Linked DNA regions of Homo sapiens: region 2 is linked to region 1. Evidence: read pairs that join two places in POLR2A ChIA-PET (ENCODE). Cell type or tissue: Panc1. All regions are shown on one strand. Links, peaks and the distances in the headings refer to the core of each region. The heading gives the core; the rest is flanking DNA.

What was found. ChIA-PET counts read pairs that join two places held together with the same protein. Peaks named below come from ENCODE experiments on the same cell type or tissue, not always from the same donor. Only the 100,000 strongest peaks of a DNase experiment are listed, where the experiment ranks them.
Region 2: POLR2A ChIA-PET joins it to region 1 with 6 read pairs; 2 of 35 experiments call an interaction of 5 or more read pairs at or near these places.

What each region holds. Positions count from the first base shown.
Region 1 is chr13:97,227,491-97,243,378 of GRCh38, forward strand. All of the region lies in intron 1 of MBNL2 (muscleblind like splicing regulator 2), which reads left to right. It overlaps LOC107984573 (a long non-coding RNA gene), which reads right to left and starts at 12,060. Exons shown (of 2, transcript XR_001749968.1): 1 at 11,978-12,060; 2 at 7,921-8,374. LOC101927385 (a long non-coding RNA gene) reads right to left here. Exons shown (of 4, transcript XR_001749966.2): 4 at 15,364-15,415. RefSeq lists an enhancer at 1-361. In Panc1, for the core only: no CTCF peak of the experiment used is centred there; no DNase peak of the experiment used is centred there; H3K4me3 peaks cover 686 bases; H3K27ac peaks cover 2,500 bases.
Region 2 is chr13:97,047,450-97,063,337 of GRCh38, forward strand. It overlaps LOC124903264 (small nucleolar RNA U13), which reads left to right and starts at 9,930; the gene lies at 9,930-10,031. In Panc1, for the core only: no CTCF peak of the experiment used is centred there; no DNase peak of the experiment used is centred there.

The DNA.
Region 1 (15,888 bases), core at 8,260-10,759:
GTTTCTTACACTTTACAAAGGGCGTTCACAGGCATTATCTTAATTAGCAGTTCAAATAGAAAGTTAAAAAGTGGGAGTCTAAACTTAGGGCACTCTGGCAAGGATGTGCTGGGTAAAGCTGCTGGAGGAGATGCATTATAAACTGGATTTTTAAAACTTGGAGTTATTGATTTTTTTCCAGCAGCTAATTGACTTGAATTTTGAAGGACAGGAAAAACTTAGAACTGTCCCTGGGGGTGCACATGCTTGTCCCCAAATGCCTTCATGGGCAGCGTGTGCATTTAGACTAGACTTTGGGACCATTGGTAGCCTAGATGCCAAGGAAGAGCAAGAAGACAGGTTGATTTGCTTTGCTTTTTCAGCTCTGACTGCTAGGCATTCAAGCACAAAACCTGTGCTGGCTCTGCACCCCAAATGGTCACACAGAAGTAAGGTGCTTCTAGAACAGAAAATCCATGCGTAATTATGAATGGTCTGCAGATCTGGGAAAAACCAAAGTCTACAAGGAGACCAAAATTCAAAGCATTCAATTTTCCCATGAGAGCATCTCATTGAGTTCTCCTAAGCCTGTTACAGGGAGTTGGGGGGGAAATGAATATTTCAAGGGCATGTGTTAGAAACTGGCTGTTTTACATACATATCTCATATAATTTGAACCTAAGAAGAGCAGGAGAGCCCCACAAAGTTAATACTATCCCCAGCTGGCCAGTAGAAGAGAAGCTCTGAAAAGCTCTGACAGCCATGATCCCACAGCTAATACTTGGCTGAGCAAGTATTTAAACTCAGGCCCATAAGACCCCCAAGCTGTATAGGTAGGTGACATTATGTTTTTCAGCTGAACGAATGAAATTGAGGACATAAAAATAATTCATTTGCAGAAAAAAAAGCTCAAGGTGGAGGTAGGAGATTAATTATTTTAAAACTCTCAGATGTACTTTATATAGTTTACATTATAATATGCAAATACTGAGTGTACTAGTGATAGTAACATATATATATCTTACATGTATATATAATTTCAGTTTTTATATTTATTATCTTTTTTTTTTTTTTTTTGAGACAGAGTCGCACTCTGTTGCCCAAGCTGGAGTGCGGTGGCACTATCTCAGCTCACTGCCAACCTCTGCCTCCCAGGTTCAAGCGATTCTCCTGCCTCAGCCTCCCAAGTAGCTGGGATCACAGGCGTGTGTCACCACACCTGGCTAATTTTTGTATTTTTAGTAGAGACAGGGTTTCACCATATTGGCCAGGGTAGTCTCGAACTCCTGACCTCAGGTAATCCACCCGCCTCAGCCTCCCAGAGTGCTGGGATTACAGGTGTGAGCCACTGTTCCTGGCCTATTATCTCTTTTAATGGTCACATTTTGCCCTCTGTTTTACAGATTCAATGAAAACTCAAATTGAGTAAGGTTAAGCAATGTGCTAAAAGTCTCATTGGCCACAAAAGTAGAAATAGTAGTCCTCAAACCTCTGGGAATCCACACGTGATATTTAATGAGATAAATGAAATTAAACTTCAGTCTGACTTGGAGTTTTCTTTTAATGGATGTTGCGTAATTGAGTAGAGCCCAACCCAAGCAATTTTGAGAAGACAGTAATATTTTTAATTAAGATATTGAATTATTCTAAAAATCTATAAATTTCTGGCATCCTAGATGCAAGCTTCAATTAATCAAACTTAAAGTATTGATGCAATATATATTGTCTAAATGATTTACTACATATAATTTTCAGTGTTCTCAGAGTTCAGGAAAGTGGAGCTCAGTTTGGGTGGGAGTAAGAGATAAGGCTTCCCACAGGAAGAGCTGCCTCCTCTGGGTCTGAATGGATGTATTTGGTCTGGATCCATGTCTCTAATGTGGTATGTCCACACCCCGGGCCAAGGGCAAGATTATTCACTTGGCAAGGAAATAGGTGAACTTCCATCTTATATATTATTTAGCTCATCCTTTAAAAATGTCAGTTTTCATGGATGTTTGATAATGTGTGTAACATATTAGCAGGGTTATGCAAGAATAATATTTATAAAGTAACCATCCTTAGTGGTTGTTTCTGATCTAAAAAAAAACATTCTGATAAGAATGTATGATCAAAAATGTTTGGAGAGGCCAGTGGTCAAAATCTCAGGAAGGAGGAATAGCATGATGTGGTATAGTGGCCAGGAAGGAACCTTGACCTTGGAGATGGAGATGAAGTGTTAGGGTGCAGTGGGGAATAAAGTTAGATGGAGGGGGTGGAGTCAGGATATGAATGAGCTGAAGGGCCCTGTGGAAGAGTTTAATTTCATTACCTATAACATCACATCTAATGCTTTATAAAGATTCAATTGGGACTTGTAAGATAGGGTTAGAGGTCAGAACATTTGTAACTAGTGATGTCACCGGCTAGAAAACTTTCACAATATTCCAGGTACAAAGTGGAAAAGGGTTGCATTAGCATGACAAATGAAGGAGAAAGGGCAAATCCAAAAGGCATCTTGAAGGAAAAATAATAGAACGCAGTGAGAGCTTAGAAGAGTGAAACTGGGCCAGGCACAGTGGCTCACGCCTGTAATCCCAGCACTTTGGTAGGCCAAGGTGGGTGGATCACCTGAGGTTGGGAGTTTGAGAGCAGCCTGACCAACATGGTGAAACCCCATCTGTACTAAAAATAGAAAAATTAGCCGGATGTGGTGGCACATGCCTGTGATCCCAGCTACTCGGGAGGCTGAGTCAAGGTAATCCCTTGAACCCAGGAGGCAGAGGTTGCGGTGAGCTGAGGTCACGCCATTGCAGAAATTCTAGGAGGAGTGATATCAATGGTACCCTGACAGAAATGGGAGTGGTCTGAAAAAGGGACCAATAAATGGGAATAGGGTTGAAGGAGGGTGGGCGATGATGAGTTTTTAGACTTGAGAATGGTGTTTTTAGCTAATGATGAAACATCTAAGTGGAGATGTCTCATAAACATTTGACAATGTGGGAATGAAGAACAGCCTGGACAACAGGCTACAAATACAAGCTCAGACACACCTGTGTTGAAGCCGTAGTTGAAGCCATTGGTGCTCACACCTCGTGAAAGAAGGCAGCGTGAACAGAGATAGGCAATGACAAAGGATGAATCTTGGGGAACATGGCAAGGGCCCAAAAGAGAATAAGAGCTAGCAAAGAATCAGAAAAATAAATACCCACAAAGGAGCAAAATTGTTTTTAAAAAATGAACAACCAATACTATTAAGCACCATAGCCTAATCTCCAGGATTCCATAAGAAAACAGTGTAGTCTCCTGGGTTGAACTACTCTCCTGCACATAGCTTTTCCTCTCTGGCAAGGGTTTCTGGCTGTGGTCCTTTTGGGGCAAATATTGGTTCAGAATCTTGTTTAGAGCCACAGAATATTAGATAGTTAAGGGAACCTTTGTAGCTGTATCTCTCGTATATACAGTTGACTTTTTAAAAGTCGATCTTCACTAATAAGCAGAGAGAGTATTTAAAAACCAATAATTATCAATACTTCTGCATCCATCTCTCAAAATGTATATATTTTGGGGATGTTACTGGTTAGAACAGTAATTCCAGAGTGATTGGAGATATCACTTGACACTTGTCATCCTGTTCTCAAAGACCCTGGGGATTCATTTATTTCTGATTCTAGCAGTTCTCAATTGAACCCAGCCATAAGGACTTCTCTGAAGAAAATAGCCTTTCATGATGAGAAAGTACTTGAAGTATGCAAATAGATTGATGCCGTCACACCAGACACCTACCATAAGTAACCAGACAGCACTTCTCAAACTCTCATGTGCCTGCGAATCACCTGGGGATCTCATTAAAAATGTAGACTCTGATTCAGTAGGGCTGGGCTGAGGTCAAGATTCTACATTTGTAACAGGCTCCAGGTGATAAAGCTGATGTTCATCCAGGAGGCTCCAGAATACAATAGCTGCTTTGGAAGTGTCACTGCCACAATGTGAGTGGCAGCAGATCACTGGGTCTGGGATGGCTCCTTGGAGGATCTTCTGGCAGTCTGGAGACTGGGACCTACCTCCTCCACACAGCAGGTCTTTCCAGGCTGTTCAGCCTCAGAGTGAAGCTGAGGTTGAACTGATATATCCCACCAGCCTTGCACCAATGTGGCTGGGGCTGAAGGCATGAAGCCAGGGACTTCAGCAGCTGCAAGCAGTTCTGTGACTACACACAGCCTGTCTCTGGCTATCTCCCCATTCCCGAGACGTCTATCTTCTCAGTGGACACAGACTCTCACAAGTTCCCCAAGAGATTTGGTTACTGCCTCCAGGGAAGGCTGTTGTGTTTATCTGTCTGCTCCAGAGTTGTTTTTTTTTTTATTATCCTAAGGAATATATGCATTATAAACCGGCCTTAGATTCCTTTTCTTCTGGATGGTGGTCAGAACTGGAGCCCAGAAGTCTGATGTGCCTACTTGCATCCTCACATCCTTGGTGAATTAGGTCCAGGAGCTCTGACACATTCATTCCCTAAGATGTAGATAGCGCCATTCTCTCCTCCTCATCTCCAAAGAATGTGAAGGATAGAGAGGAAGGGTTATATGCCATTAACATCGCATTTATTTAAAAAATGCTAGTTTTAAAGTCTTGTAATAGAAACGAAGACATTATGAGAAGAGACAGCTGTCTAACGAAGTAGCTTAAGTGAAATGCCCAGGCCTGATTGTTGAGTCTCATACCTTGTTATAGGTCATCCATCTCGTGCCCCTGTCTGTCCTCCCTCCTTTCAGATGCCTTGTTTTCCTGTGTGTCCCACATGTGGCCCCCTCTTTCCTAGAACCAGGAGTCAAGCTAAACTGATTTAGAGGAAGTGTTCCCTACCCAGATGCTCATTTAGTCCACACACAGATGGCCGGTATTTTTATGCATTTTTAATTTACCAATAACCTTTTAGGAATGAAACAGAACTAACATTTATTGAATTTATTGAGCACTTACTATATGGAAAGTCCTCCTCTGCTGATAGCTTCCTGTATATCAACTCAGTTAAACCTTTTCATGAAGAAAATGAAGCTTAGAGAGACCAAGTTACTTGCCAAGGTTACAGAATAAGGGGTAAAACTCAAGATGGTAGGATGGAAACATGCAACCCTTGTCCACCAGTTCTTACTTGGGGATTGCAGCAAAAAGGGTTTGCTTTAGAAAAACTTCCCCGACAGTTGTAAGTACTGTTAGTGGAGCTCACTAAATAGTTAAATAGACATAAGCAATTACTGGCATACTGTGCAGGCATGAGTTCAGTTTTAGCCAGAAGTCCCTCCTCACAAAGGGACTTGGTATATTGCCAAGGATAGCTAGGGCATCATCTCCACTATTTGCTGTGATTATTTGTCGGCCTTTTTCTTACTCTTGACGCTATGTGTGTGTGTGTGTGTGTGTGTGTGTGTGTGTGTGTGTGCGCACGTACACTGAATGAACTTAAACAACTTGATGGATCTCAACATTTAGACACCTTAAATAGATACCATAGGTAAAAGCTCGTTATCAACTGTAAGACCTATTCCAAAGTGAAATGTTTGTGCTGTTGTGATTTTGTTGCTCTCTATGAGAATTCTTAGAGATCCCTTTTTTCTTTGACTTCCCTTCCTGTGCAGTGCCGTTTTCTTTGATGCTCTCGCTTCAGGCTCTTTTTCATATATATATATATATATATATATATATATATATATATATATATATATATCTTTTTATTATACTTTAAGTTCTAGGGTACATGTGCACAACATGCAGGTTTGTTACATATGTATACATGCGCCATGTTGGTGTGCTGCACCTATTAACTCGTCATTTACATTAGGTATATCTCCTAATGCTATCCCTCCCCCCTCCCCCCACCCCACAACAGGCCCCGCTGTGTGATGTTCCCCTTCCTGTGTCCAAGTGTTGAGCAGGCTCTCTTTTTCTAGTGCTCTGCCTGCTCCTGCGCTAGCCCATGGTCTCTTTTCTAATGTCCTGTTCTCTCTTCGAAGTCTGTACCTGGCACCCCTACTAAATGGCACACACAGACACCTCATATTTCTGGGGTTCTAGTCACACCTGAGTCTTAGCTGGTGGAAGGAACTATTTATTTTCCCCTTTAGGAAACCAATCATTTGAAGCCTCAAGTATCAGCCTCCTGGCAGCCACCACAAAGACCATCCCCTCAGGAAACAAAACAAGCTCTATCTCTAGAGTTTCCCTGTTTTTTTTTTTTTCTTTAAAGTTCCCTGGTGCAAGTAGGCTGCAATTAAGAGTCAGGATCAAAGGGACTGGCTGCCTCTGGGGCTGCTGGGACCAGCAGAGAGCTTTGGTCCTTTTAACTACTTACTTCCCACAATGCGTGCTACTCTAGCTGCTTCTTTGTTCTCCTGGGTACTCAAGTACCAGAATGGTGGTTTGCTGTGGGAAGACACATTAGAGTCAATGGAAGAACTTTTTCACATTACACAGGATTCTGACGGCCCCACCACACCACTCCTTGGAGATCTACCCAACTGACAAAAAATACAAATATAAGGTAGAAATTAGAAGGAAATCCCAAGTGGGAAGGCATCTGAGGGATTATTAGCACAATTCCTGTCTACCCTCTTCCCCAGCCCTGACAAGCTGTTTCCAGCTATTGTGTATCTTTCTTTATTGACCGGACAATCATGACCCTATGGCGCATACAAGCCATAACATTTTGTTAGAAAATTCTTCCTCATGCTGAAATGAAATGGGACTCTGTAACCTGCACTCTTCATCCTTGTTCAGGCCTTTGGAGTAACCCTAAGCAAATCAAGTGTCTCTTTAGGAGGCGAGCCCCTTCACGTACTTGAAGATGTCAGAATTCCTCTGACAGGACCAGTATGGCACCTCCCTAATTCATGATAGAATACCTTTATATATGCAACCCAAGACACTGAGCTTCTCTGGCAGTGTTGACCCATTGTAGACTCAAATTGAACCTTGAACCAGCTGTGATAAGAGAAAGAGGTGGGGCTCTTTAACTTCTCTCAGCTTGGTTCAGGCCTGAGCACAGTGCGGGGGCGGGGGGTAGTGAATAGATGAAGGTAAAGTGTGGCGGGACAGATGATCTTCCACAACTGCATGATGGGATGCTTTAAAATTGTTTTCAGTCCCAACCACAGGTAACAGCCCCCTCCAGAAATCCCTGGCAATGTGCGGGACACTGGCTTGCAAAATTACCCACAAGGACAATAGACTGATGGATCGAGATTTAAATAAACATACATGCAGAGATAGATTGAGGTATTTCTTCACATCAACCATTTGAATAACACACTCGGGCAGTGTTTAGAGATAAGGTACACGTTTTTGGTTTTCTTCCGTCATCGTCTATGTGTTTTGGTTCAACGAGCATTTTCGCAGTAGCGCTCAGTCCTCCCGAGTTTCTCTGCGGCTCTCAGCAGCTTAGAGACACACTTCGCCATCAGTAGGTGCCAAGGTCACTGGAGGAACTAATTAATCCCAGCTCCAGTCAACAGCAGGCTGCACTAACCTGCCCTCCTTCCTCGTAGAAGGAGAAACCAGGAAGGATTTTCTCCCTCAGTTCCGCCCAGGCCTTCTTAGGGACACGCAGAGCAAACAAAGGAAGGGTGAGGAGGGGTGTTGAACCATTTCTCTATGAGGTGACCACATTTTCATGTAGAGAAGGCCCAGAGCTTGATCTGAAGCTTTCAGACTTGAGTTGATATTTAACGTAGAGATCCCCAGGCCCCTACTCTATCACAAACTCTGTCTTTTTTTTTCCTCTGTACTAGTATTAGTTTTATTAATGCCCTATAAACCCAGCAAGCATGATTTGCCAGGCCAAAAATTTGCATTTTTAACAAAAATTGCCAGCTTTCTAGCTGACCACTCAAGAGCATGAGTTTTCCCCACTCGGTGAAATTTATGTTGTATAACGCAGACCTCATTCAATAATTGATCAGAAAATGTAACTGAGAGGAGTGATTATTTTTGGAAACATTGACGACCAATAACCCAAGATACAAAGTTAGAAAACATTGCCATTTAAAACCTTGTAGATACCGGAATTCTTGTGAGTCCCCTTATCCAGGTACATGTTAGGTCTTGAGTTAATTGCTCTGTGGCTGTGGATTTTTATTTGATGTTCTGATCTCTTCCTTCCAGTTTGATAAATTAGTGTAGAAAGTGGAAGAAAAACATGCCGGCGCAGCCTGTGCGCTTTGTCAGGTTAACAGAATGGAGTCCTGCTCTGGCATCAGTCAGTGCTGTTGTCCGAACCCTCTGTGGCTCCTTCCTCCCTCCCTGGGGCCCAGAGCTGCAGACGCTAGAGGGGCATCGGCCTGGGAGTGAGGTTCCCGCTACAGTTTGGAGAACCCAGCAAATCCTGGAGTTAGGTTTCTGACGCTCCCCATCTTGCTCCCTAGTTACAAACAGAAAAAAAAAAAAATCAAAACCATATGTTCAATACACTGTCAGCCTTCTAGTGAACATGTTACCGTTAAATAATAACCGTCAGCCTATCCGCAAATTTGACGGTGATGGGCGTTGGAGCTGACCTGCCCTGGCGGAGGCTGGGGAGGGTGGAGAAGGGCGATTGTGTTTGCTTCCTTGCTCAAAATGGCATGTCGCTGGAAGCCTTCCAGCTCCTAATGGTGGAGGCATAGCAAGGACTGCATTTACCGACTTATTTCCCTCTTTTTTTTCACGTATTCTTTCTTCCCCTCACATTTTCAGGACTGAAAATTAGAAACACTTTTCTCCTACACACAAAATTACTCCCTCACACACACTTTATTTTCCCCCTGCTTTGAAGTGACAGTTGCTGCAAGAAAAGGTTTCTCTCAGAAGAGCACAGGCTGTCCTGGCCAGAACGAAGGGGTTAATTTAAAATACAGCCAGCTAGGTAGTCCTAGGGGCATGCTTTCCCTTGGGGTTGGGGGTGGTATCTGAAAGGTTGGAGGGGGTGCTCCTGGGGCTCTGCTAATATTTTATTTCTTCATCTGGGTGTGAGATGTACAGATGTGTTCACTTTGTGAAAATCCAGTGGGCTGGATACAGGATATGTGGTCTTTTTTTTTTTTTTGTCTTTAATAAAGTTTTAAAAATGTAGCTGGCTACCTTGTACTTTGTATTATAAGATAAAGTTCGTGGGAAGGTAGTCCTATATTTTTATTCTTTTCCCACTTGGACCTCCGCTTTTTATTCATTTCTCTCTTCTGGAACCTTCTGGGCTTCCAGCAGTGGTCTCTGTTCCCGCCTATAATCAGAACCATGAAGGGTCATGACAGCCAGCTTATCATTCTACCCTGGACCAGACGGAAGTTAATGCTCCAAATTAGAAACTTGAAAGGAAATGATCAGTGCTAACTAATAATGATGCTGACAGTAATAATAACAGTTACTTTGTCATTATATACAAAACATCTCCTTGTTTCTCCCTATTTTTATTTTATTCAAATGCATGAAAGCTTTGCTTAAGAGACTTTTTTTTTTCTATTTGGCAATCAAGACAAATGGAAGGAAGGAAGAGTGTGGGGACAGCAGATGACAAAGCCCTTTGCCCTTTTCTGGCGGTGTAGCCCTAGATTAGCCTGTTAGTCTGTTTAAGTCAAGGGATTGCAGATCTCAAAAAATAAATAAGGATGGCTAAGGATGGCAGGAATGCAGTTTGTGGGTCATCAACACAGATTTGAATCCCGGGGTCCCGTAGGAAGCACGAGTTACCAAATTCATTGGACCTCTGGTTTCTTGTGCCCACCTCTCAGGATTTTTGTGAAGATTTGGTAAAACAATGGACCAGAATTGCCTTATGCATGGTGAGGGACCCTTTGTCAGTGGGAAGGAGCTGATGGCATTGTTAATTTAAGGACCTGCTCTGCCAGGGCAAATGTGTTCTCCTTAATGAAGCTTTCATTGGCTATAGAAAAGTTTGCAGGAAAAAGAAATGTATGAAAGATAGTGGATGAGGAGAAAATTATTTCTTAAGTCTTTCCCATTTCCTTTCCCCTCATGGAATTTATACTCTACCGTTACAGGTAAGATGTGTAAATAAATCACCATGGTGAAGGTATTATGCCACAAGGGAGGTATAAGATGCCTGTGAGATTAGTGCCATCCAAGTAAGGCAGTCAGGGAAGGCTTCCTGGAGGAGAAAACATCTGACATGGCCTTGAAGGATAGATAAAATCACATTGTGTGCACCTGAAAAGCACCCATGCAGGTTTTTCTGGAGCATGAAGTGCAGTCTAGGGTGTACTTGGCATGGACTAAATTGTGAATGACTTTGAATGCCACCCTATGTATTTCAAACTTTATTCAGAATGCAGCAGAGAGCCACCAAATATTTTTAAGCAGGTAAATGAGGGGTCAGACAATGCTTTAGAGAGATAATTCCGTGAGCAGAGTTTAGACCTGAGAATTGCAGACGCTCAGGCAGGTCATGAAGGCATGGGCTGGGATAGCAGCAATGAGAATGAGGTGCTGTGCTGAGGCCAGGAGCAACTTACGAAGAGCATGGGCAGGATTGACTGGGGCCAAGGGAAAGGGAGGGAGTCAAAGCCGACCTGGACACGATCAGCTTAGAAAACAGAAAAACCAGTGATGCCAATGGCATAAACACACAGGAGGATGGGGGAAGACAATAAAATTGGCTCTGATCATTAAGAGTTTGAAGTCGGAATGTCCTCTGAGAAGTATGGGTCTAGGCTTCTGTAGCGTGTGGAGCCCAATGTATATTTGGAATTCATCCACAGAAGACTGATGTTTGAAATCATAGAGGAATTGAGATAGCAAAGAAAACAAGTGCAATCTAGAAAATGGTAGACGACACAGGCTTGGGTAGATGACACAGGCTTGGGAAAGCCTTACATTGAAGGGAATTTCCTAGGCACACTTCCACTGGCACAAAAATCCAAAGTGAAGAGCATTTCATCCAAGGTGAGGGCACCTTGGAACAGGTGTATGGGCCTCATAACCTCTCTCATTGCCTTTGGATCTGTGACAAAGGATCATGCTATTCACTGTGTCATAGATTAAGGCTTCCTGAAACCAGGTGAGAATGGGAAATGGTGGCAGATCCTAAAGAAAGTTCAATAAAGATGAAGACCGGGCCCAGTCCTATGAGGTGCAGAAGCCAAGACAACGCCTCTGACCTTTGGGAAAGTCCCTTTTTGGAAGAGTGCTGCGTGGGCTGCTGAACTGCAAGGCACCAGGGAAGTGGAAAGTGAAAACGATTAGGTAGGGAGTGGGAGACAGGTAGCACAGCCAAAGGGGAGATGGCGGTGAGCAGAGAAGAGGCAGGGATAAAGTAAGCAAGTTTAGGTTGGAGGGCAAGGTGTGCTGGGCTGCCTGGTGGCACCTGGGGCAACTTTTGGCTCATTGGAGGCTGCCTGCTGGGGATTCATGAGCTGAGGCCACTGGGAAAAAATGGTTTTTGAAAATTGATAGGCTTAAGTATGATTCTGCTCTACCAGGAAAGGTGAAAAACATTAGATAAATGTGAAGGAAGGTGGTGAGGTGAGGTCTAAAGGCGTCTCCAAGGAGGCTTCCAGAGGCCTTTGCCTTGAAATGAATTCTGCTCTACTCAAAATAACCGTTTCGGAGAGGGCTCAAGATGCTACATCCAGCCTCACTGCTAATCAAACACGATCTCTGTATTACCACAGGCATAACTGCAATACAGAGACTGCTGCTTCTTTCTAAAGTGCTATACAAATATTTTTTGTACTACTGTTTATTATTTTCTTTAGCTTTTCCCTTCATACTACAGGGTATCAGCAAAGGCTAATTCATGTGCCTAGATAACTCTTCTCCTAAATAACAACCTGCCAATATAGATACCTCATATGGAATATTTTTAATGTCTCCTTATAGTAATCTCCATGCATTTTAAACTTGAGCCAATGTCTGATAAGTAGTAGATGCTCAATAAATAATGTTTGTGGAATACTTGTGAATGGCTGAAGTGTTTTAGTATTGAGGCAGGCATTTCTCTAGATAATTATTAGCTATGAGTCATACTCACAGAAATCCATAGTCCATCATCTATACAAATATACCCAGAAGTTTATATGGTGATGAAAAATGAATGCATTTTCCCCCTGGGAACATATGCATCTCTATGAAGTTGTGCTTTAGTGCTAAAGAGAGGCCAGCTATGCTCCAATCCCTTCAACCAGGGATCTTTTTTCATTTAAACTTCAAAGAAGTTTGGCTGATGAAGGCTGTGGACAGAGAGAAACTAAGTGTGAGATACGTGAACTGTGAGTTCTCTGGAGCGTCCTAACTCTTAAAATAAGTTTTAGCTGCTTGAGTGCTGTAGGATAGATACTTCTGGTTATGTGTGGCTGCACAAAATGTACAGCACGTCTGACAAAATGGATTGACCTATTTCTTTGCCCTTGAGGGCCACTCGAAAACTTAATAAAAGACAAGCACATCTACAGACAAACCCAGAATAAGATTTGTAGCCACTGGTACAAGGTTGTATTTCTGGACTATATTCACCTCTCCACCCAACTCCAACCCCAGGAGAAGAAGTTGTATTTTCTTTCCATACCCATTTCAAAAGCTCTCCCAAGTTACTCTGAAGGTTGATTTTGTTAGATACACATACTCTTGGGAAGCTTGTTAGAAGGACAGATTCCAGGGCCCCACCCCAGACTTCTGAATCCTAGGCCCCACCTCCCATGATTCTGACTCGGGGAGTCTGAGGTGGGGCCTAGGAACCCACATTTATTGCTAGACTACACAGTGATGTTGACACAAATTATTCACAGACCTCCTGGCACAGGGGTTAGGAGAACATTCAAATCCTGCACCCAAATCCTGGCTCTGCCACAGACTAGCTGCACAACTTCAGGCAGATTTTGACATCGATTTGAATCTCAGTTTTCTTATCTTTAAAATGGGAGTAATAATTCCCACTTCTTTGGGCGATGCTTGGGATTAAATGAGATCACCTCATGTAACTTAATTACATGAGAAAGTACTTTCTACACTGCACAAAATATACATTAATAAATAAGATATAGTTATCTGGGGTGGACATAAAGCTATTAGAGAATAACCACCAATGAATGCTATAGACCCTCTAAGCAATTCTAGAAAGAGCAGGGGCTTTGACATGACTATTTCTGCAAATTCTTAAAGGCTTGATATCCCTCACAAAGATCCCATTGTTCTTTTAGCAAAATGCAAGAAGGCTTTTTATTCTACAAAAGACTTTTGGGAATGTTTACATTTGAAGGAGATGGTAAAACACTGGAGCATGTTACCCAGACTAAAGGAATCATAGTATTTCTAGGATGATTGAAATGTAGCTGCTTTTGAAAACAGGAGGGCTGGGCTACATTTGGAAAGTTTCATGTAGTGCATGTGTGAAAATGAAGCACTTGAACGAGCTCCGTGATAGGCCATGCCTTGAGCTGTTTTGGCACAGATAAAATTGCTTCTGTCCTCACTCGGGCTGTTTTTAGGTTGTTCAAGCAGATGGTAACTGGCTCACACAGGGGCCAAACTCCTGAGCTTAAAACTTTTGGAAATGAATGACTGACTGACTGAATGAATGAATGAATTTCCTCTGGGTCCAGGAAACACTCCCATTATATCTGCCGTTCCATTCTAGCCCTCTGGTCCCTCAGGAAAGGTTAGCCTCTTTGTTGCTCAGAGCATGAATATGTAAGGATTGGTTCAAGGTGTTTCCTGGAACTGAAGTCCCCTTCCTTCCTGGATGTGCTGACCCAGTTGCCTGTGTTGGAAGACTCAATATCACATGTCCTTTTTTTTCCCCACTGAGAACCCATTAGCAGCAGAGATACTTTCACAAGTTAGGTGTTTGCTGGAGCTCTGGGTCATAAGATTTGGGTCACACACAACCAAGAGGAAAGAAGTGTGGTACAGAGTCCATTTGATCAGCACACAGGGAGAAATAAGAACAGAAACGTGAAAAAAATTCAAAACAGAGGAGGGAGTGCAAAGAAAAATGTATGCTACTCTGAAATCTAAGTCTCCGTTTCAGCTTTCAGTTGAGAAAGGTTTTCAATATTTTCCAAATCAAAGTATATCTACAGATCTTCAAATCCATTGTGAATCATTTTCAAAAGGCTTAGTCCTTTCATTCAGAGCACTGATTAAAATCCAACTGTGTGCCTAGTATCCTGATGCTAGGTAATGAAGTGAAACAATCATGATTGGTAGCAATGGAATTGAGCAGTTAAGACACACATATGCATAAACATTGCACACACGCACGTGTGCAACACAGGCATGCACCCCAAAAGCCATTGGAGAACCCTGAGACCAACCCTATTTCACTTGGGCCCTGGATACTTGCTGCTTCATTTAAGGTGGGAAGGAGGGAGGGGCCATCAGAGTTAGGCGAGTTGGGTCTGACTCCAATTGGAGTGGGCCTTGTGTTGAGCTTAGAAGGATGCCTGGTTTGAGATAACTGTGCAGGAGAGTGGCATACATCCCATATCAAAGGAAACCACTCAAACAAAAGCCAATAGGAGGAAATGAGCTCTTATTGTGTGCACACATGGGGTTCCTCCGAGAGGAAATTGCCTGATTGAGGACACTTCCGATGCCTTCTGAAGCAACAAGGAAAGGCTAGGCCCATGTTCCCACAACTCGGAGAAGGTGTCTCCCTCAACCCTGGGCTAGCTGCAGTGAAATGGGTAGGATTTTGACGACACCACTGCCCACCCCCAACACACTCCTAGACCTCCAGAAACTTCAATTACAAAATGTGTCTTTGGAACCCAAAAGGCAATGTTCTTCTTTGTGCTTTAGGGTGTTTAGATCTAGGAAAGAGGAGGGAGCGGGCACGTGGCTCAAATATGTTGCTCTCTTCATAGCCAAGGCTCCCGCATTTCTTGGGCTGCATTAGGCAACTGAGACACAGCCTGTGCCTTGCAGGGTCACCTTGTTACCAGGATCCTGTTGACTCCCTGGTGCAGGTCAGGCCAACTGAGATGATGTCCCTGGATCTGCTCAGAGGGGTTTTACATTCAGTCCCCTCAGCTAGACAGTAGAGGCATCAACAATCCTGTTACCTGCCGTCTTCTACCCAAAATATAATCCTGACCCTGAACTTGTGATTTTGCAGGGCACAGAGTGGTGTCTGAGACTTGTCCTCGGCCCCATGTGGAACACAGAAACATCCCCAGTCCCCGAGAAATGTAGGGTCTAGAAGAGGAGCATACATTGCAGTTGACATAGCAGAATGAGGACTTCCTGGGTCCCGGGAGCCCCCCGGGGTTGGGGATGAGGGTACCTAAGAAACATTAAAAGAGCTTGGAATAAGCAGGACTTACTTGTTCCTTTTTTTTTTTTTCCCCCCTCCTGTACGTTGCTTGATTGACAGTTTGAGAACAGTTAAGCTTGGATCTGTGGGGATGCTACTATAACTGGCATGTATTATGGAGTCGTTGTCCAATGACATCATCCTCTGAAATTGGTGCTGGTGGAAGGAAAATGAAAGCCGACTGAGCAGGGCTCCGCACGCGGCAGTCCCTCCCCTCCACTGAGCGCATGCGCTCCTGTGCAGGCGTCTCCTTCTTGCCCTCTATCAGCCTGAAGCCCCAAAGCTTGGGCATGAGCTCAGAGTGTCACCAACCCAGCCAACCCCTCCCATATATCCCCCACTGCCCAAGTGACTATCTGCAGCGGTGGCCAGTGGCAGGCACGGACAGTGGATGTGGGAGAGAGAGTTGAACAAAAGACAATGTCCCTTGAACATATCAAGTTCCACTGCAGTTTAGGTAGATGCATTTTCAGTTTACCCTGGAGGATGAAAAATCAAGGTTCTTAGATTGCCTTATGGACTGCTCCTGACGGCTTATTTATTTAGTCAGTCAACAAACCCTAAGTGAGTAGCCAGCATGTGTCGGATGCTGTACTAGGGGTTGGGCTACAAAGATGCATTAGCCTGGC
Region 2 (15,888 bases), core at 8,156-10,655, 180 kb before region 1:
AAATCTGCACATAAAATCCAAATTACTATGAATACCAGTCTTCATCCAACTAGCCAAGAGAAACCCGTTCTTTATTTTCTTGCATCCCCTTTCTGTCATCGTTTGGGGCTCTTACTCAGGCCAGGAGACCAGTACTGATTTCTGTCCCCCGAGATGAGAAGAAGAGACATGCCCTATGCCTGGAAGACTCTGGCTCTACCCAGGGTTGTCTGCTATCCTGGGGATTGCCCTATCATGTCCCCATCATAACAGGAGTTGGCCGGGCGCTATGGCTCACACCTGTAATCCCAGCACTTTGGGAAGCTGAGGTGGGCAGATCACCTGAGGTCAGGAGTTCGAGACCAGCCTGGTCAATATGGTGAAACCCCATCTCTACTAAAAAAAATACAAAAAATTAGCTCGGCGTGGTGGTGCATGCTTGTAATCCCAGCTACTTGGGAGGTTGAGGCAGGAGAATCGCTTGGACCTGAAAGGCAGAGGTTACAGTGAGCCGAGATCGCACCACTGCACTCCAGCCTGGGTAACAGAGTGAGACTCTGTCTCAAAAAAAAACAAAAACAAAAACAAACAACAACAAAAACAACAACAACAACAAAAAAACAGGAGTCAGCATCAGGGGCTTATCTCACACCTGGTGTGGAGTTCTTCACTGTTTTACCACCCCCGTCTCTGTACCACAAAATTATCGTTAGTAATAATCATGAAGTAAAATGAATATATTTCACATTTGAACTAAAACATTCATTTACCAAATAAAAATATAACCCCTTTCAGTGAGCTCTTTGTTTCACAGGTTTTAAAAAATTTATATAGATTTAGGGGGAACAAGTGCAGTTTTGTTACATGGATATATTGCATAACAGTGAATTCTGTGCTTTCAGTGTAATCATCACCCAAAGAGCACACATTGTATGCATTAGGTAATTTCTCATACCTCATCTGCCCCTACTCTTCCACCTTTCTGAATCTCCAAAGTCTATTATTCTACTCTCTATGTCCATGTGTACACATTATTTAGCTCCCACCTATAAGTGAGAACATGCCATATTTGACCTTCTGTTTCTGACTTATTTCACTTAAGATAATGGCCTCCAGTTTCATCCAAGTTGCTGCAAAAGATATGATTTCATTCTTTTCTAGCGATGAGTAGTATTCAGTATTCCATGTTGTGTGTGTATGTATATATGTGTGTGTGTGTGTGTGTATATATATGTATATATCTCATATCATATTTTCTTTATCCAATTATTCATTGATGGGAACTTAGGTTGATTCCGATCTTTGTTATTGTGAATACTGCATTAATAAACATGTGAGTACAAGTATCTTTTTGTTATAGTAATTTCTCTTCCTTTGGGTAGATACCCAGGAGTAGGATTGCTGAATTGAATAGCAGTTCTAATTTTAGTTCTTTGATAAATCTCCATACTGTTTTCCATAGAGGTTGTACTAATTTACATTCCCACCAGGAGTACATAACATTCCCTTTTCTCCCCAATCTCGCCAGCATCTGTTATTTTTTGACTTTTTTATAATATCCATTCTGAGTGGTGTAAGATGGTATCTCATCATGGTTTTGGTTTGCATTTCTGTAATGATTAGTGAAGTTGAGCATTTTTCCATATGCTTTTCATTTGGCCATTTATATATCTTTGCAAAATGTCTGCTCATATCTTTTGTGTACTATTTAATGGGTTTTGTTATTTTTGTTGTTGTTGAGCTGTTTGAGTTTCTTCTTTTTTTTAAATTATACTTTAAGTTCTAGGGTACATGTGCACAACGTGCAGGTTTGTTACATATGTATACATGTGCCATGTTGGTGTGCTGCACCCATTAACTCGTCATTTACATTAGGTATATCTCCTAATGCTATCCGTCCCCCCTCCCCCCACCCCACAACAGTCCCCGGTGTGTGATGTTCCCCTTCCTGTGTCCAAGCGTTCTCATTGTTCAATTCCCACCTATGAGTGAGAACATGCGATGTTTGGTTTTTTGTCCTGGCAATAGTTTGCTGAGAATGATGGTTTCCAGCTTCATCCATGTCCCTACAAAGGACATGAACTCATCATTTTTTATGGCTGCATAGTGTTCCATGGTATATATGTGCCACATTTTCTTAATCCAGTCTATCATTGTTGGACATTTGGGTTGGTTCCAGGTCTTTGCTATCGTGAATAGTGCCGCAATAAACATATGTGTGCATGTGTCTTTATAGCAGCATGATTTATAATCCTTTGGGTATATACCCAGTAATGGGATGGCTGGGTCAAATGGTATTTCTAGTTCTAGATCCCTGAGGAATCGCCACACTGTCTTCCACAATGGTTGAACCAGTTTACAGTCCCACCAACAGTGTAAAATGTTCCTATTTCTCCACATCCTCTCCAGCATCTGTTGTTTCCTGACTTTCTAATGATTGCCATTCTAACTGGTGTGAGATGGTATCTCATTGTGGTTTTGATTTGCATTTTTCTGATGGCCAGTGATGATGAGCATTTTTTCATGTGTGTGTTGGCTGCATAAATGTCTTCTTTTGAGAAGTGTCTGTTCATATCCTTTGCCCACTTTTTGATGGGGTTGTCTGTTTTTTTCTCTTGTAAATTTGTTTGAGTTCTTTGTAGATTCTGGATATTAGCCCTTTGTCAGATGAGTAGATTGCAAAAATTTTATCCCTTTCTATAGGTTGCCTGTTCACTCTGACCATAGTTTCTTTTGCTGTGCAGAAGCTCTTCAGTTTAATGAGATCCCATTTGTCAATTTTGGCTTTTGTTGCCATTGCTTTTGGTGTTTTAGTCATGAAGTCCTTGCCCATGCCTATGTCCTGAATGGTATTGCCTAGGTTTTCTTCTAGGGTTTTTATGGTTTTAAGTTTAACATTTAAGTCTTTAATCCATCTTGAATTAATTTTTGTATAAGGTGTAAGGAAGGGATCCAGTTTCGGCTTTCTACATATGGCTAGCCAGTTTTCCCAGCACCATTTGTTAAATAGGGAATCCTTTCCCCATTTCTTGTTTTTGTCAGGTTTGTCAAAGATCAGATAGTTGTAGATGTGTGGTATTATTTCTGAGGGTTCTGTTCTGTTCCATTGGTCTATATCTCTGTTTTGGTACCAGTACCATGCTGTTTTGATTACTGTAGCCTTGTAGTATAGTTTGAAGTCAGGTAGCATGATGCCTCCAGCTTTGTTCTTTTGGCTTAGGATTGACTTGGCAATGAGGGCTCTTTTTTGGTTCCATATGAACTTTAAAGTAGTTTTTTCCAATTCTGTGAAGAAAGTCATTGGTAGTTTGATGGGGATGGCATTGAATCTATAAATTACCTAGGGCAGTATGGCCATTTTCGTGATATTGATTCTTCCTATCCATGAGCATGGAATGTTCTTCCATTTGTTTGCATCCTCTTTTATTTTGTTGAGCAGTGGTTTGTAGTTCTCCTTGAAGAGGTCCTTCACATCCATTGTAAGTTGGATTCCTAGGTATTTTATTCTCTTTGAAGCAATTGTGAATGGGAGTTCACTCATGATTTGGCTCTCTGTTTGTCTATTATTGGTGTACAAGAATGCTTGTGGTTTTTGCACATTGATTTTGTATCCTAAGACTTTGCTGAAGTTGCCTATCAGCTTAAGGAGATTTTGGGCTGAGACGATGGGGTTTTCTAGATATGCAATCATGTCATCTGCAAACAGGGACAATTTGACTTCCTCTTTTCCTAATTGAATACCCTTTATTTCCTTCTCCTGCCTGATTGCCCTGGCCAGAACTTCCAACACTATGTTGAATAGGAGTGGTGAAAGAGGGCATCCCTGTCTTGTGCCAGTTTTCAAAGGGAATGCTTCCAGTTTTTGCCCATTCAGTATGATATTCACTGTGGGTTTGTCATAAATAACTTATTATTTTGAGATACGTCCCATCAATACCTAATTTATTGAGAGTTTTTAGTGTGAAGGGCTGTTGAATTTTGTCAAAGGCCTTTTCTGCATCTATTGAGATAATCATGTGGTTTTTGTCATTGGTTCTGTTTATAAGCGGGATTACATTTATTGATTTGCATATGTTGAACCAGCCTTGCATCCCAGGGATGAAGCCCACTTGATCATGCTGGATTTGGTTTGCTAGTATTTTATTGAGGATTTTTGCATCGATGTTCATCAGGGATATTGGTCTAAAATTCTCTTTTTGTTGTGTCTCTGCCAGGCTTTGGTATCAGGATGATGCTGGCCTCATAAAATGAGTTAGGGAGGATTCCCTCTTTTTCTATTGATTGGAATAGTCTCAGAAGGAATGGTACCAGCTCCTCCTTGTACCTCTGGTAGAATTCGGCTGTGAATCCATCTGGTCCTGGACTTTTTTTGGTTGGTAAGCTATTAATTATTGCCTCAATTTCAGAGCCTGTTATTGGTGTATTCAGGGATTCATCTTCTTCCTGATTTAATCTTGGGAGAGTGTATGTGTTTATCCATTTCTTCTAGATTTTCTAGTATGTTTGCATAGAGGTGTTTATAGTATTCTCTGATGGTAGTTTGTATTCCTGTGGGATCAGTGGTGATATCCCCTTTATCATTTTTTATTGCATCTATTTGATTCTTCTCTCTTCTTTATTATTCTTGCTAGCGGTCTATCAATTTTGTTGATCTCTTCAAAAAACCAACTCCTGGATTCATTGATTTTTTGAAGGGTTTTTCGTGTCTCTATCTCCTTCAGTTCTGCTCTGATCTTAGTTATTTTTTGCCTTCTGCTGGCTTTTGAATGTGTTTGCTCTTGCTTCTCTAGTTATTTTAATTGTGATGTTAGGGTGTCAATTTTAGATCTTTCCTGCTTTCTCTTGTGGTCATTTAGTGCTATAAATTTCCCTCTACGCACTGCTTTAAATGTGTCCCAGAGATTCTGGTATGTTGTGTCTTTGTTCTCGTTGGTTTCAAAGAACATCTTTATTTCTGCCTTCATTTCATTATGTACCCAGTAGTCATTCAGGAGCAGGTTGTTCAGTTTCCATGTGGTTGAGCGGTTTTGAGTGAGTTTCTTAATCCTGAGTTCTAGTTTGATTGCACTGTGGTCTGAGAGACAGTTTGTTATCGTTTCTGTTGTTTTACATTTGCTGAGAAGTGCTTTACTTCCAACTGGTCAATTTTGGAATAAGTGCGGTGTGGTGCTGAGAAGAATGTATATTCTGTTGATTTGGGGTGGAGAGTTCTGTAGATGTCTATTAGGTCCACTTGGTGCACAGCTGAGTTCAATTCCTGGATATCCTTGTTAACTTTCTGTCTCATTGATCTGTCTAATGTTGACAGTGGGGTGTTAAAGTCTCCCATTATTATTGTGTGGGAGTCTAAGTCTCTTTGTAGGTCTCTAAGGACTTGCTTTATGAATTTGGGTACTCCTGTATTGGGTGCATATATGTTTAAGATAGTTAGCTCTTCTTGTTGAATTGATCCCTTTACCATTATGTAATGGCCTTCTTTGTCTCTTTTGATTTTTGTTAAAGTCTGTTTTATCAGAGACTAGGATTGCAACCCCTGCCTTTTTTTGTTTTCCATCTGCTTGGTAGATCTTCCTCCATCCCTTTATTTTAAGCCTATGTATGTCTCTTCACATGAGATGGGTTTCCTGAATACAGCACACTGATGGGTCATGACTATCCAATTTGCCAGTCTGTGTCTTTTAATTGGAGCATTTAGCCCATTTACATTTAAGGTTAATATTGTTATGTGTGAATTTGATCCTGTCATTATGATGTTAGCTGGTTATTTTGCTCATTAGTTGATGCAGTTTCTTCCTAACATCGATGGTCTTTACAATTTGGCATGTTTTTGCAGTGGCTGGTACCGGTTGTTCCTTTCCATGTTTAGTGCTTCCTTCAGGAGCTCTTTTAGGGCAGGCCTGGTGGTGACAAAATCTCTCAGCGTTTGCTTGTCTGTAAAGTATTTTATTTGTCCTTCACTTATGAAGCTTAGTTTGTCTGGATATGAAATTCTGGGTTGAAAATTCTTTTCTTTAAGAATGTTGAATATTGGCCCCAACTCTCTTCTGGCTTGTAGAGTTTCTGCTGAGAGATCAGCTGTTACTCTGATGGGCTTCCCCTTGTGGGTAACCCAACTTTTCTCTCTGGCTGCCCTTAATATTTTTTCCTTCATTTCAGCTTTGGTGAATCTGACAATTATGTGTCTTGGAGTTGCTCTTCTTGAGGAGTATCTTTGTGGCGTTCTCTGTATTTCCTGAATTTGAATGTTGGCCTGCCTTGCTAGATTGGGGAAGTTCTCCTGGATAATATCCTGCAGTGTTTTCCAACTTGGTTCCACTCCCCGTCACTTTCAGGTACACCAATCAGACGTAGATTTGGTCTTTTCACATAGTCCCATATTTCTTGGAGGCTTTGTACATTTCTTTTTATTCTTTTTTCTCTAAACTTCTCTTCTCGCTTCATTTCATTCATTTGATCTTCCATCACTGATACCCTTTCTTCCAGTTGATCGAATCGGCTACTGAAGCTTGTGCATTCATCACGTAGTTCTCGTGCCATGGTTTTCAGCTCCTTCAGGTCCTTTAAGGACTTCTCTGCATTGGTTATTCTAGTTAGCCATTCATCTAATATTTTTTCAAGGTTTTTAACTTCTTTGCATTGGGTTCAAACTTCCTCCTTTAGCTCGGAGAAGTTTGATCGTCTGAAGCCTTCTTCTCTCAACTCGCCAAAGTCATTCTCCATCCAGCTTTGTTCTGTTGCTGGTGAGGAGCTGCATTCCTTTGGAGGAGGAGAGGCGCTCTGATTTTTAGAATTTTCAGTTTTTCTGCCCTGTTTTTCCGCATCTTTGTGGTTTTATCTACCTTTGGTCTTTGATGATGGTGATGTACAGATGGGGTTTTGGTGTGGATGTCCTTTCTGTTTGTTAGTTTTCCTTCTAACAGTCAGGACCCTCTGCTGCAGGTCTGTTGGAGTTTGCTGGAGGTCCACTGCAGACCTTGTTTTCCTGGGTATCAGCAGTGGAGGCTGCAGAACAGCGAATATTGGTGAACAGCAACTGTTGCTGCCTGATCGTTCCTCTGGAAGTTTCGTCTCAGAGGGGTACCCAGCCGTGTGAGGTGTCAGTCTGTGCCTACTGGGGGGTGCCTCCCAGTTAGGCTACTCAGGGGTCAGGGACCCACTTGAGGAGGCAGTCTGTCCATTCTCAGATCTCAAGCTCCATGCTGGGAGAACCACTACTGTCTTCCAAGCTGTCAGACAGGGACATTTAAATCTGCAGAGGTTTCTACTGCCTTTTGTTTGGCTATGCTCTGCCCCCAGAGGTGGAGTCTACAGAGGCAGGCAGGCCTCCTTGAGCTGCGGTGGGCTCCACCCAGTTCAAGCTTCCCAGTGGCTTTGTTTACCTACTCAAGCCTCAGCAATGGCAGGCGCCCCTCCCCCAGCCTCGCTCCCATGTTGCAGTTCGATCTCAGACTGCTGTGCTAGCAATGAGCAAAGCTCCATGGGCGTAGGACCCTCCAAGCCAGGCATGGGATATAATCTCCTGGTGTGCCGTTTGCTCAGTTGGAAATGCAGAAATCACCTGTCTTCTGCGTTGCTCATGCTGCCCCCCTTTAGTTTCTTTTAGGTTCTGGATATTAGTCCTTTGTCAGAGGTATAATTTGCAAGTATTTTTCCCCATTCTTTGGGCTGTCTGTTCACTGTGTTATTTCTTTTGCTGTGCAGAAGCTTTTTATTTGAGTTAAATTTGTCCATTTTTGTTTTTGTTGCATTTGCCTTTGTGCTGTTAGTCATGAATTCTTTGCATAGACCATTGGCTAGAATTGTTTTTCCTAGGTTTCCATCTACAATTTTTATAATTTTAGGTCTTACATTTAATTCTTTAATGAATCTTGAATTAATTTTTGTATACAGTGAGAGATAAGTGTACAGTTTTATTCTTCTACATATGGCTATCCAAATTTTAAACCCAAATAAAAAGTCCAAGAAATCACATAGATTGATAGAATTGGAATAACATAAATTTTCTTTGTCATTATAATCATTGTACTGTCATTGTTTATTTCTAACTTGCAGCTTAAACACAGAATGTGTGGTGCCATTGAGGTTGGTGACACAAACAGCTCCTGAAGCAAACTCAAACTTTTCCAAACCAGTACAGCATTACTCTTGAAAAGAATCCCATGGGGCGAGTGGATCACATAAGGCCAGGAGTTCAAGACCAGTGTGGGCAACATGGCAAAACCCCGTCTTTACTAAAAATACAAAAATTAGCCCAGCGTGGTGGTGCGTGCCTGTAATCCCAGCTACTCAGGAGGCTGAGGCAGAAGAATCTCTTGAACCCAGGAGGCAGAGGTTTCAGTGAGCTGAGATTGTGCCATTGCACTTCAGCCTGGGCAACAAGAGTGAAACTGTCTCAAAAAATAAATAAATAATAAATAAAAGAATCCCATGTAGCTAATTATGCAGATGTTGAGGGCTGACTGTATAACTGAGAGATCTTTGAAATTAACTTCATTTAAAGCACAGCATTTATTAAAGAATAGGTAATGAAATTGTGGTTACCAGGGGCTGGGGAAATGGGAAAATGTTGGTCAAAGTGTATGAAGTTTTAGTGGGACTATAGGAATGAGTTCTGGAGATCTGTTATGTAGCATGGCAACTATAATTAGTAATAATGTATAGTATACTTGAAAATTGCTAAGAGAGTAGATTTTAAATATTTTCATCACAAAAATAATAAGTATGTGAGGTGATGGATATGTTCATTAGCTTGATTCAAACATTCTGTATTTGATACATATATCAAACCATCACATTGTCCACCACAAGCGTACACACTTTGTCATCTGTAAATTCACATAAACAAATAAATACAATTTTTGAAATCTTGTTTAAAAATGTAAACCTGGAAGGAACTGATTTTTTTCCACAAGGGAGGATTTTATCACTGACATTGTTTGAAACTAGACTCATGGTGATAACATAAAGCAGACTAATGCTTGGCTGTCTTTACTGTTGTTTCCAAAACTGTCCACAGGCAATACACTCCTTATGACCTATACTCTGGATGGATTTCTTCCACTGCCTTACCCTTGTTATGCCATCTTAGCAGTCCATGACAGTAGCCTCTCTTGAAGAAGGCTGGTGATAGTTAAGACACCACAATTTGAACCCAAGCAGTCCAATTTAGTTTCTGCCCATCCCTGGGACCCCTTTAGTACCCCTGGGCCTCCATTTTCCTCAGTCTAGTAGAGGTTATTCAGGGTGTCAGAGACAGGGGAGGAGAACATCTCCATGGCTTCCATGCAAAAGTATGCTAGGCTCTTGATGTCCACACAACTCTCTTGTGACCCCAACCCCCACACCCACACCCACACCCACATGGCTGGATTTGAAAGGGTGTGGCCACCTGAAAAGATTTTACTTATCATTGTTGCATCTATCTTCAAAGCGATTGATATGTCTGTTTTTTGGTAGTTAATTGTCTTGGTTTGGTATCAATGATATATTGCAGAACAAGTTGGAAATTTTCTAGCTCTCTGTTCTTTCAAACAAAGTAAATACAGCTCCTTGAAGTTGTTATAGATTTCACCAATAAAATTCTGTGGACTGGAACCTTTGGGTGGGGTAATATTTGACTTAATTTTTTTAATTAAATAAAATTAAATTTAGCTTCTGTAAAAATTACATATGACACTTACAAATAATTTAATTAATACAGAAAAGACAAAGATGAGAAAGATGAAAGTAAAATACTCAAATCCCATCACACGTGAATAATCATTAACATTCATACTTTTGTAAAAACCAAATAATGTATTTTTCAATAAAAGGATTAAATGTAACTTATCCAAATTTAATAGAAGAAAAATAAACTGAAGTAAAACCAGTGAGATCACTTCATCCTCACATAAATGTTTCTTCACTCCATGAGATATTTCCCAACAAAAGATTCTTCTATAGTCTTCCAGATTCTTTTGTGGTTCAGAGCATGATAATTGGGTTTTCATGCTATGTGTGAGATGAACCTCCCTCAAACCTTGTTAAGACGTCAGCACATTACCAATCTGACATGAAGATACCAGGGAAGATACCAAATAAAACACTCAGTGTAGAATCATTACATCTCATTAAAAACACAATATGATTTTAGGTAGTGTCAAGTGCTTACCTGCAGGGCTAGATGAATGCACTAGCAATTTCATTCTTCTTCCTGTTTCAAGTATTTGTATTCTGTAACAATAATTCCCAAAGTTGTTTAGAATTTGTTTTATATATAAATCAGTTCAAGGCTCTCCACCAGTGCAGAGCCTTCATTTCTAAGCTCTTTATTTAATTTCATCTCTAGGTTTTTTGTCATCAAGGAATTTGCTGAAGAGGGCTCACACTGTATTTCATGGGAAAGCCTGAAAGTTTCCTAAATCTTTGAAAGCAGGGCTGACTTTGTTAGTGTGCAGCCCATGCAGCAACACAGAATCTTGCGCTGAGACAAGAAGTACCCCATGCTTGGGCTAATTCATGTTCTGCTGTCATCATTTTGAAATTCTTAATATATTTTGTATCTAGGGGTACCTTGTTTTCATTTTGCTTTGGGCCCCACTATGTAGCTGGTTTTGATGGAAAGACATTTGTTCTGACACGGTAGCTCTCAGTCACTCTCTCCTTCAGAACATAGTAGCAAATGCCTTCTAATAATTGACATCACCATAGAGAAGTTGGAGGTCTGCCTAATGGCTTTCCCTATTTAGGCTATTTGATATTGAAGCCTGGATGCCTGAAGAAATCCTTTTTTACCTTTGAAGCGCAACCACTAAACCAGAATATTTCTCTGTGTTAAGCCTCCTACATTGCAGAGTTTGGGGACCACAGTGTGCCCCTGCTTCAATCTGCAGATTTGTTTCAGGGAATTATTCTTGTGTAATATATTTAGGTATTTTTTTCCGACAGTTGAGAGGCCGACCCACACCTCCGTATGTTCTTGATTAAGCTGCTCTCCCCTTAGACCTCAAACTTCTATCCACAACAGCCAAGGGGAGGCTCAAACCCTCTCCCTCCAGGAGCAAGGAGAGAAGTCTCTTGAAAAAGCAAAATGAAACCCTGACCCCAAATCCCTCTCCAACTAATTTATGGTAAAATTCCTTGAAAAAGCTGTCTATTATTACTGATCCCAGCTTTGGAGCGGTGGTGGCTTCCTGCTGCTGCTAATCTCTTGGCTCAACAAAACCCATCTGTCATTGCAACTCTTCTCTCACACGTGGAACCAATTTCTTGCGCTCTATCCCCCCAACCCTGTGTTAAATAATTAAAGTGGTTTTCCTTTCTTTGGGTGACTCCTGACTGATGGACATGTAGGAGACTATTTTAGTAACAGCCATTAGATTGTGTTTATTATTCTTATTGTTTAAATACTGTATATCTTTTCTGATTTTTTTTTTTTTGTCTGCCTGGTCTATCAGTTGCTCGAGAGCTGAAGTTTCCCATCGTATTGACAGTTTTGCCAACTTTTCCTTATAGATCTATAATTTAAAAAATATTTTACTATGGTTCATTAGTATATGCTATTCAAGGAATATAAGATTAAAATAGTTACATGTTTCAAGTTGGAGCTCAGATCAATTTCTGCTCAAAGAATTGCATGAGCCTTTCCAGGCTTCAGTGGCCCGAAGGCTCCAGTGGGGAAAAGTGTGGTTTTAGTCTGCACATTTCTTTTCTGTGTGTAATATTTTTCTTTCTCTGGTTTCTACACCCTTCTGATCCAGTCTTCTTTTTCTTCCAAACATTGCTCAAAGTTTCTGGTTCTCTACATTGCTCAAAGTTTCTGGTTCTCTACTTTTGCACTTTTCCCCAGAAAGGTGATGGATGTAGTCTTTCTCATTGTGTGTGTGTGTGTGTGTGTGTGTGTGTGTGTATTTGACACACACTTACAGATATTTCCATTTCAGTGGAATGAATAAAGCAACTTTATAGGCTTTTCCTTTCTGGGACTGTTTTTGTGGTATTGAAATCATCAGTTTAAAAGCATTTACTGCTAAAATAATCAGGGCTTAACTTTGGAGAAGTAATTATTCGATAATGGTTTTAATTTTTTAATAGTTATTATTTCTATTGAGAGAAATAGAAGATTTCTATTCTTTCTCTCAAGTCATTTTGATAATATATCTATTCTATAAAAGTGAACTTTTATCAAGACTTTCAAATCTGCTAGCGTTATTTTATTCTAATTCTGATTTAATTTTTAAAATGTAAAACTCCTTAGTTTAATTTCTTTATGTATTCTTCTGCATAACTAAGGAGAGTCAGTGGCTTATTAACTTCATTGCCACTTTTATTCTTTTATAAATAAATAATTTTAAACTAAATTTTATAAAATATATTTTAAAATACAAGATGCATAAAGAAAAACTAACACCCCTCCCTCATTCTACCCTGTATTTCCCTGAGATCATCCTAACAGATTAGTGTTACTGCATTTCTCTCGTCTTCTGCAAGCCTGTGTGAACACAAGCACACACACACAGGTTTTTGTTGTTTGCTGTTTGCTTTTTGTACACTATACACATTATCCTTTAACTTCCAGTTTTCAATCTTGTGGTATATTGGGCACCCCTTCAAGTTAGGATGCGTAAATTTCCTTTACTCTTTTTAATAGCTGCATAGTATTCTATTGTGTGGACATATCCTAAAACATTCAATCTCTCTACTATTGAGGGTCATTAGAATTTCCATTTTTGAAATTGGTGGAAATTATGTTAAGTGAAATAAACCAGGAACAGAAAGTTAAACACCACATGTTCTCACTCATATGTGGAAGCTAAAAAAAGTTGATCCCATAGAAATAAAAAGTGGAGCAGAGGATATGAGAGGCTGAGACTGATAGGAGGAAGGGAGGGACAGGGAGAGATTTGTTAAAGGATACAAAATTACAGCCAAATGGGAGGAATAGTTCTAGTGTTGTATAGCACTGCAGGACAACAATTTTAACAATAATATTATATTAGTAGTTACAAATAGCTAGGAGGAGGATATTGAATGTTCCTAAAACAAAAAAATGATAAATTTTTGAGATGATGGATATGTTAATTACTCTGGTCTCATTATTATCTATTACAGGCATCAAAACATCACTATGTACCTCACAAACATAAACAATTATTATTTGTCAATTAAAAAATAAAATTTAAAAAAGAATGTTTACTTTTGAATACTACAAGCAATTCTGCAATAGAGTTTTTTTTATGTGATTTTAAATCTATATTATAGATTCTCTCTAGAACATTCGTAGGAGTTCGCATTTTTCACATTAATATTTATTACCAGATTATTTTAGTAGCAATTTAAACTTTCTCCAGCAGTGTAAAATAATGACCATTTCCTCATATCTCCTTCAGCAGTGAATAGTATCAGTAATTTTTAATTGGTACTAATCTTCTAAATGGAAAGGTTATCTAAGTATTTTAATATGCAGTTATGGGGACACTAATGATATTGATCTTTTACAATATATTAGTACGATCCGTCACATTTCCTTCTTTATCAATGCCCTGGTCACATCCATTCATTCCTTGGATTGTTTATATATTGTAGGCACTCTACGTTTGGCAGATTAACCCACCGTGTGGGTCATTTATTCATCTGATTTACAGCCATTGAGTGCCTACTACTTATCAGGCACTTTTGAAGGTAGGGAGTGCAGTGGTAAACAAAGCACAGTATATGTTCTCATGAAGCCTACATTCTACTGGGAGAGGCAAGGAACAAGTAATCTAAAGTCATATAATTTCAGGTAATGTCAAGCAGTGTGGGGAAACATCATGATAGATGGAAAATGACAGGGGTGAAGGGTTTCAAATATGGTTTGGGTAAACCTTAAAACACTTGAAAAAGTTTCCAAATGACATGAAGAAAAAGTCATGGTAAAACCTGAGGACGGTGTATTCCAGGCAAAGGAAGTACACATGCTAAGAGACAAGCTTGACTTCTTTGGAGGACAGCAAGAAAGTCCATGTAGCTGGAATGCAGTGTTGAAAGTGAGCTTGCAGAGGAAAAGGCTGGGAGCTTGAGGAAAGCCAGGTCATTTAGGGACTTAGAGGCATGGGGAAGAGATTACGTTTTATTTTAAGTGAGATGGTATTATACTGGAGGCTTACAACTAGAGGGAAACCATGGTCTGATTTATGTTTTCTTTTGTTTTATCATATTGGTCATTTATGGAGAATAAAATGGAGGAAGTCAAGAGTGTGATGGGGAATGTAGTTACAAGGCCATTGTAGTAATCTAGGAGCAAGATTATCGCAGTTCAATGATGAGAACAGCGTAACGAACAAGGACAAATGGGTGTCTAGGGAATGTATTTTTTTTTTTTTTAGACAGAGTCTCGCTCTGTTGCCTAGGCTGGAGTGCAGTGGAGTGATCTGAGTTCACTACAAGCTCTGCCTCCCAGGTTCATGCCATTCTCCTGCCTCAGCCTCCCGAGTAGCTGGGACTACAGGCACCTGCCACCATGCCTGGCTAATTTTTTGTATTTTTAGTAGAGATGGAGTTTCACTGTGTTAGCCAGGATGGTCTCTCAATCTCCTGACCTTGTGATCCGCCAGCCTCGGCCTCCCAAAGTGCTAGGATTACAGGCTTGAGCCACAGCGCCCGGCCCTAGGGAATGTATTTTGAAAATAATGCAAAGCAGCTTTTTCAGTGGCTAGATGTAGAATGTGAGGTTTCAGCAGGAAGTAAGGGTGATTCTCAGGTTTTTGGCTTAAACAAAAGCTTGGTGCTATTAATATTTACCTATCTTAGTTCATTTGTGTTGCTATCAAAGAATACATGAGGCTGGGTAATTTATAAAGAAAAGAGGTTTATTTGGCTCGTGGTTCTGCAGGCTGTATAAGCACGGCCCCAGCATCTGCTTCTGGTGAGGCCTCAGGAGGCTTCTACTCATGGTGGAAAAGGAAGGGGAGCCTGCATGCAGGGATTGCATGGTGAGAGACAGGCAGAGGAGGTGCCAGGCCTTTTTCAACAACCAACAACCAGTTCCAATGGGAACTAAGAGCAAGAGCTCACTCATTATCACAAGGACAGCACAAGCTATTATGAAGGATCTGCCCCCAAGACCCAAATGCCTTCACTGGGCCCCTCCTCCAACACCAGAGATCAATTTCAACATGAGACTTGGTGGAGCCAAATAAACCATAGCAAACCATAACATTAGCAAAACAAGTATTGCCAGAGTGGGGATGGGGAATCATTTTGAGAATGAAAATCAAAGGTCCTTGATTGGACATGTTGAGATAGAGATGCCTATTAAACAACCACAGGAAGGTGCTGGTTGGTGTTGGAAAGGTAAGTTTGGCTGTCAGGGAAGCAGTTCAGGTGATGTTAAATTGTGAATCTTCAGAGTGTAAGTGACCTTTGGTGGCATGGGATCCCATGGAATCACCAAGGGGGCATCTGGAAATATAAAAAGAGCTAAGAAATGAACTCTAGGGTACTCCAAAATTTAGAGGGAGAAGAGAGGAGTAAATTGGGCTGGAAAGCAGCAATCAGTGAGTGAGGTAGAAAAGAAAGCATGAGAGTGTAGCATTGTAGATAAAATTCAAATACTTGGAGATATTTCAAGGATGATGGTGCAGTCAACTCTGTTAAATCCGATATCTGTTTAAAATATATTTTCTGGTCCACTGTTCATCTTCTGACTCTCTTTAGGATTTAATTCATAATAAGATTTTTTAATATTCAAAATTTTTTTTACTTTATGGTTTTTGAGTTTCCTAATCTGTGTAAGAAGTTCTTCTCCAGCCAAGGATATATAAATACATACTTTCTTCAAATATTTTTACTGATTTTATTTTTACATGAAAATATTACATCATCATGGATATTTTTGTAGATCGTGTGAAATCGGGGTCTGGTTTCATTTCTTTTAGATGGAGAGCAAAT